Linked DNA regions of Homo sapiens: region 1 is linked to region 2. The links are chromatin loops, found by intact Hi-C in ENCODE. Cell type or tissue: dorsolateral prefrontal cortex. All regions are shown on one strand. Links, peaks and the distances in the headings refer to the core of each region. The heading gives the core; the rest is flanking DNA. Region 1 overlaps TNRC6C (trinucleotide repeat containing adaptor 6C). Region 2 overlaps TK1 (thymidine kinase 1).

Region 1 (2,912 bases), core at 173-2,672, 160 kb before region 2:
ATTGGCCAGGCTGGTCTCGAACTCCTGACCTCGTGATCCGCCCCGCCTCGGCCTCCCAAAGTGCTGGGATTATAGGCGTGAGCCACCATGCCCAGCCGGAACCATGTTTTTTTATATAATACTCAGTATTCACAGTGCCTGGCACAGAATAGGAACCCATTAAATATTTTCTAAATAAGGAGAGGATAGGTGGGGATATTGACATGTTTGGGGGGGTGGAGCAAATGGTAGGCAGATTGCATGGGAAAACAACGAGTTTGAGCCCTTATTTACCGTGCTTTCCTTTTTTTGCAGCACTTTACACCTGGTGAACCATGTATCTTACTTACACATCAAGTTTATTATTGATCCTTTTTCTCTACTAAGATGTGAGCTCCACAGGGCCAGGGATCTCTCTTTTGTTCCTTGATACAGCCCCAGCCTAGAGGAGGCTGAGCTGTAGAAAACCTCTGTATTTATTGAATGAGTGAGTACTGTCTCTATAAACTAGAAATCCAGGCCATAGATTGAGAGAAGCTGGATGGCATCAGGATTCCAGAGTGCAGGAAAAGTTTTAAGCAGTTACAAGAGGGGGGTTTTGGCAGTCCATGTTAGGTTAGTAAGAGGAATTCTTGGTGGCAGCAGGTGCTTATGCTAGTGTTAGTAGGTAACAGAGCTCATTGCTGTTTCTGAGACTACATGTGGCAGTGTCAGGCGGTCTGGAAATGACTGAAGGTTGGGATGATACAGAAGTATGGATAGCAAGCATAGTGAAAGGAAGGAAGGTCGGGGGCCTCGGCTGTTACAGATGACGATATTGAAGTGACTGAGCATGATGAGACTCAAGCCAACTAAAATGGCTAGGAAAGAAGCAGAGAGAATGGGGTTGCAGCCAGGACTTGAAAAGGCTCAGACCCTAGCAAGGGTAGACTGGAGGCTAACGAGGCTGGGTCAGCAAGGCAAGTTCCTTCTGTCTTGGTATCTTAGAGATGACAATGTAGTAGAAAAGTCTGAAAAGGAGCTCTTTCAAAATCAAGTTCTCCAAAGTCTGAAGGGACAGCAGCCTGAACTTTGTGTCCATACTGTAGCCTGTCATTTTAGAAAAAGCAAAATGTGGGAATCTCTCTATTTGGCCCTGTTATGACAACACTACCTGAAAATTTTAGCTGAAAGCAGAAAATCCTTGGAAAGAAAATTGTTTTAAAAGACTGTTGCTTTCTTATATAAAGAGTTACCATCTACCTTTTCACCAGCAGATGTCACCCTCATTTAAAAAACAAAAGGCAAAAGCTTACTAGGCAAAGAGTAACCAAAATTTCCATCTTGCTGAAAGTTTTTTAAAATTATATATGTAGTTATTAAATGGTTGCTATCTTAATATTTCTTAAATAAAACAAATGATTTGTTGAAAAATCATAAAGAAACTAAAGTTCCCATTGCCTTCCTGTATTCTCCTGCTGCATGAAAATGCTGATATGCAAAAGGGTAGGTTCCCATGTGAGTCCTTATCTGTGAGGTATGGCCCTAGAGTCAGGTCTTTTTGAAGAAGGGGAATGTCAAGATTGCTTTGATGCCCTGGTTTTTTAGACAGTAATAGACCCATAAGTGAGGATCTGAAAAGAGTTTATGGCTAGACAAAAAAAGAAAATGCCCATTTAATTTATCTGTGTTACAAGAATAGATCCAGATTTTGAGATCTTCCACTTATCCCTTCAGATTATTAAGTGGCTGCTTGATTCAAAGATCCAAAAATTACTGGCTTAAGTCAGAAGGTTTATCACTGCATAATATAAAAGAGACCCAGAGGTGTACAGCTCAACTGGGTCAGAATTCCGCATTCCTCTGTCTGTTGCTTTGCTGAGTGAGGCTTCTCTTCCCTTTTCTTAGGGTCCAGGATGACCTGTAGACTACCAGCCATAGCATTAGCATTGCAAGCTGGAAATATCACTGTGAGAACAAGTACGTGGGTAAACTGAGTGTGCCATGCTTGCATTATACTCCGGGACCCTTGGTCTTTTTATTAATTGAATACATGCTTTGTGGCATTTTTTTCTGTTTGTAAAATAATGTGCTAGTACTTTAGTGTAGAGTAAATAGTTGTAAGGGAAATTCTCCCACCTGAAAAAGCTTGTGATCTGTCACAACTTGTAGTTTCTCAATCTCTGTTTCACTTTCAGTCTTTATGAAAACAGGTAATTATTTAGCGGTTTCTGAGAAACTAGCTTAAACTTTATCCTTTCCAATAATACAATGCCATTTCTAGACCAGCACCATTCAAAAGAAATAATGGAAGCCACAAATGTGAGCCACATGAATCATTTTAAATAGGCTAGTTGCATCATCTAAAAAGTAACAGGCGGAATTACTTTTAATAATGTTTAACTTGATATATCCAAAATATCGCCATTTCAATGTGAAAGCAACAGAAAAATTGTTAATGAGGTATTTCTCTTTTTTTTGGTGCTAAGTCTTTAGAATCCAGTATATGTTTTAATACTAAGTACATCTCAATTTAGACCTCAAGGCTCAATAGCCACACTTGGCCAGTGGCTGCTGTACTGGGCAGCACATGGTCATCCTTCCCCTCTACACTTGTCTGAGATTTCCAGTCAATTGCACAAGCTTTAAATACTCTGTGTGTCTTCTTTATTTCCCCAGTTCATTGTTGATTCACTTAAGTGAGAAACCTAAGTGCTCCAGTGCCTTCCTACGGCAACCAACACAGTCCTGGACTCAGACCAGGAAATTCTTGTTTGACTTTTGGATGTGTTTAGTAGGAAAGAAAGCTTCCTTCAGGCAGCACTGTCCAGTAGGTAGCTGAAGAAGGAGGCTGGACTTGGAGCTCGAGGGCAACACTGGGACAGTACTCAGGCATCAGTAGCACAGAAATGATGGTCAGAATGGTGAGCATGGACAACCTCTCCAGAGAGTCC
Region 2 (2,912 bases), core at 21-2,520:
AGCACCATGCCCGGCTCTGTCCCTTTGCCAATTCAAAGCACCTGCCGCAACAGATGGCACGCAGTCTGCACAGACCATGGAGTCCCTTGGCTCAGCCAAGGCCTGAGCAGCTCGGCCGTAACCCTGTGGTGGCTGAGCCCTGGTCACCCAGAGCTGGTGTCTCTGTGCCCATCCAGAAGCCTCTTGCCCTCCTCAATCCCAGCTCCAGACCTGGATCAGACGCCTTACCTTCCTCTGGAAGGTCCCATCCAGTGCAGCCACAATTACGGTCTTCCCGGCGTTGGCCATGGCCTCGCAGAACTCCACGATGTCAGGGAACTGGAAAGGGCACGTGGAGAAAGAGTGTGAGAGCTTCCACCCCAGCAGCAGCTCCCTGGAGCCCCAGCGAAGACGCTGCCAGATCTGACAACTCCGGCCATTTGGCCCGGAGTAACTCTTAATTCTCCCACGAGGCTCCCCAGGCCGGGGGACTGTGTCCACCCGCACGCCCCCCAGCAGACGACAGGTACATCCACAACTGCGCAGCCCCTTCCCCCTGCAGCCAGCTTCCCTCCGAGTCCAGGTACCCAGGACTCAGCACCGGACTTCCACACCAGCTGTGCTGTTTAACACTGCAGTGGCCAAAGGCCTGCTGCCTTGGGCTCGGACACCACTCTTCGCTGGACCCATTATCTGTGTGACCTTGGCAATGAATTAACGTCTCTGAACCTGTTTCCTTTTCCTTAAGAGCAAGGAAGGTCCTGTTGTTTAAGGATGGAAGGCCCTAAGTTATATACATGCTCTTCGGTGAATAGGTGGGCGCTTTGTGCTCTTGCCTCCCCCGTTTTAAACGGGTAATGTGCCTTGAGAAGGGGCGGGGGTCCTACTGGCCATTTACAGAGCAGGATGACACAGCACAGCCTTCTAAATTCAGGACCTGCACAGAGCACATTTACTGTGTAAAGCAAACTTCACTTTGGCCCAGGGAGAAGCTGAAACTCTGGCAAGTGCTCTGGTGATTCTCATCAATCAATCATATCACTCTTAGCTGGTTGAGTTCATATGTCCAGACTGGCCTTTGGGTTGGGTGAAGCAGGGATGTCCTTGTCCTTGGGTGCAGGGTCTCTCTCCCAGGGCCACTCAGGCTTTCTCAGCCCAGGTACTGAGGTTTGAGGTTATTGAGACGTGAGGGCTTAGCAAGGTGAGGACTAAGGGGTGGCTCGAAAAATTCCAGTGAGATCCAAGCAAAGCCCAACGTGACTGATTGCGCTCAGCTGACTGCAGGGGTCTCTGGAGAAGGAAACCCAGAGACTCCAGCACGCCAGGGCCCCTCCCCACCATGCACTCGTTCCCTCTTTTTCTCTGAGGACTCATGACATGTCACGAAAATGCAGCTCCCAGCCTGCAAGGAGCTGTGGGCCGGCACACCACCTGCGCCAGGGGCGCGCCCCCTGGAGGGCTGACGCTGCCATGGCTGCCATTTGAGGCCGGATCTCGCTGTGTCCTGTGCAGTGTAGGGTGTTGGGCTGCGTCCCTCGCCCCCACCCATTAGATAGATGCCAGGAACACACCTCCCACCCCCCAGCTGCGACAAAATTGTTTCTAGTTGTTGTGAGATGTCCCCTGGGTGGGAATGGAGAGGGGAAGAACCCTCCTGAGTTGAGAACCTTGCTCCTTCACCCGCCACATGAGGGTAGAAGGCAGACCCCAGACTCTCCTGCATCAGGGTTTCAGGATGAAGGTCCTCAGCCCCCACTCACTCCACCTCTTGACCAACCTCAGGCTGAGGTCCATAGTCAAAGAGCTTGGTTCTTGCACCCGGCACTTCCCCACCCGTCCAGCACTTCCAGTGATCTGCCTGCCTCAGCCTCCCAAAGTGCTGGGATCACAGACGTGAGCCTCTGTGCCAGACCCTAACTTTTCCTAGATTAAACTTATTATAGATTGCATGTCTCTAACCTGAAAGGCTCCAAAATCTGAAACTTTTTGAGCGCCCACCACAAGTGGAAAATTCCACACCTGACCTCATGGGACAGGTCACAGTCAAAAACTGTGGCTCACGTCCAAATTACTAAATACATAAAATTACTCTCAGGCTATGTGCCTAAGATGTCTATAAAACATAAATGGATTTTGTGTTTACACTTGGGGCTCATTCCCAAGGTCTCATTATATTATGAACATGCAAATATTCGAAAACCTGAAATCCGAAACACTTCTGGTCCCAGGCATTTAGGTTAAGGAATACTCAACCTGTATTACTTGTGTAGTAGAACAGAAAACACAAAAAGGTCTATTTTTTTTTTTTTTTTGAGACGGAGTCTCGCTCTGTCGCCCAGGCTGGAGTGCAGTGGCGTGATCTCAGCTCACTGCAAGCTCCGCCTCCTGGGTTCACGCCACTCTCCTGCCTCAGCCTCCCGAGTAGCTGAGACTACAGGTGCCCGCCACCACGCCTGGCTAATTTTTTTGTATTTTCAGTAGAGACGGGGTTTCACCGTGTTAGCCAGGATGGTCTCGATCTCCTGACCTCGTGATTCACCCACCTCGGCCTCCCAAAGTGTTGGGATTACAGGCATGAGCCACTGCGCCTGGCTTTGTCTATTTTTTTTGAGACAGAGTCTCGCTCTGTCATCCAGGCTGGAGTGCAGTGGCATAATCTTGGCTCACTGCAACCTCTGCCTCCCAGGTTCAAGCAATTCTTGTGCCTCTGCCTCCCAAGTAGCTGGAATTACAGGTGTGTGCCACCACGCTTGGCTAATTTTTGTATTTTTAGTAGAGATGGGGTTTCACCATGTTGGCCTGGCTGGTCTCAAACTCCTGACCTCAAGTGATCCGCCCGCCTAGGCCTTCCAAAGTGCTGGGATTACAGGTGTGAGCCACCGTGCCCAGCCAGAAAAAAAGTTTAAAAAAATAAATCAGAGCTCCTACTATTG

Evidence for each region. Hi-C counts contacts between places; a loop is a spot of excess contacts. Peaks named below come from ENCODE experiments on the same cell type or tissue, not always from the same donor. Only the 100,000 strongest peaks of a DNase experiment are listed, where the experiment ranks them.
Region 1: a loop joins it to region 2, with 2.2 times the contacts of the local background. A loop is called at or near these places in 13 of 110 quality-filtered maps.

What each region holds. Positions count from the first base shown.
Region 1 is chr17:78,018,332-78,021,243 of GRCh38, forward strand. All of the region lies in intron 3 of TNRC6C (trinucleotide repeat containing adaptor 6C), which reads left to right. Among named protein-coding and RNA genes, the nearest start is that of TNRC6C, 61 kb to the left of the region's middle. In dorsolateral prefrontal cortex, for the core only: a CTCF peak has its summit at 1,252 (motif pointing right); no DNase peak of the experiment used is centred there; H3K27ac peaks cover 1,843 bases.
Region 2 is chr17:78,175,301-78,178,212 of GRCh38, forward strand. It overlaps TK1 (thymidine kinase 1), which reads right to left. Exons shown (of 7, transcript NM_003258.5): 5 at 229-318. Among named protein-coding and RNA genes, the nearest start is that of SYNGR2, 8.2 kb to the left of the region's middle. RefSeq lists enhancers at 133-312, 333-452, 462-1,240, 463-512, 1,241-2,018. In dorsolateral prefrontal cortex, for the core only: CTCF peaks have their summits at 1,443 (motif pointing left) and 1,643; a DNase peak (open chromatin) is centred at 1,421; H3K27ac peaks cover 1,921 bases.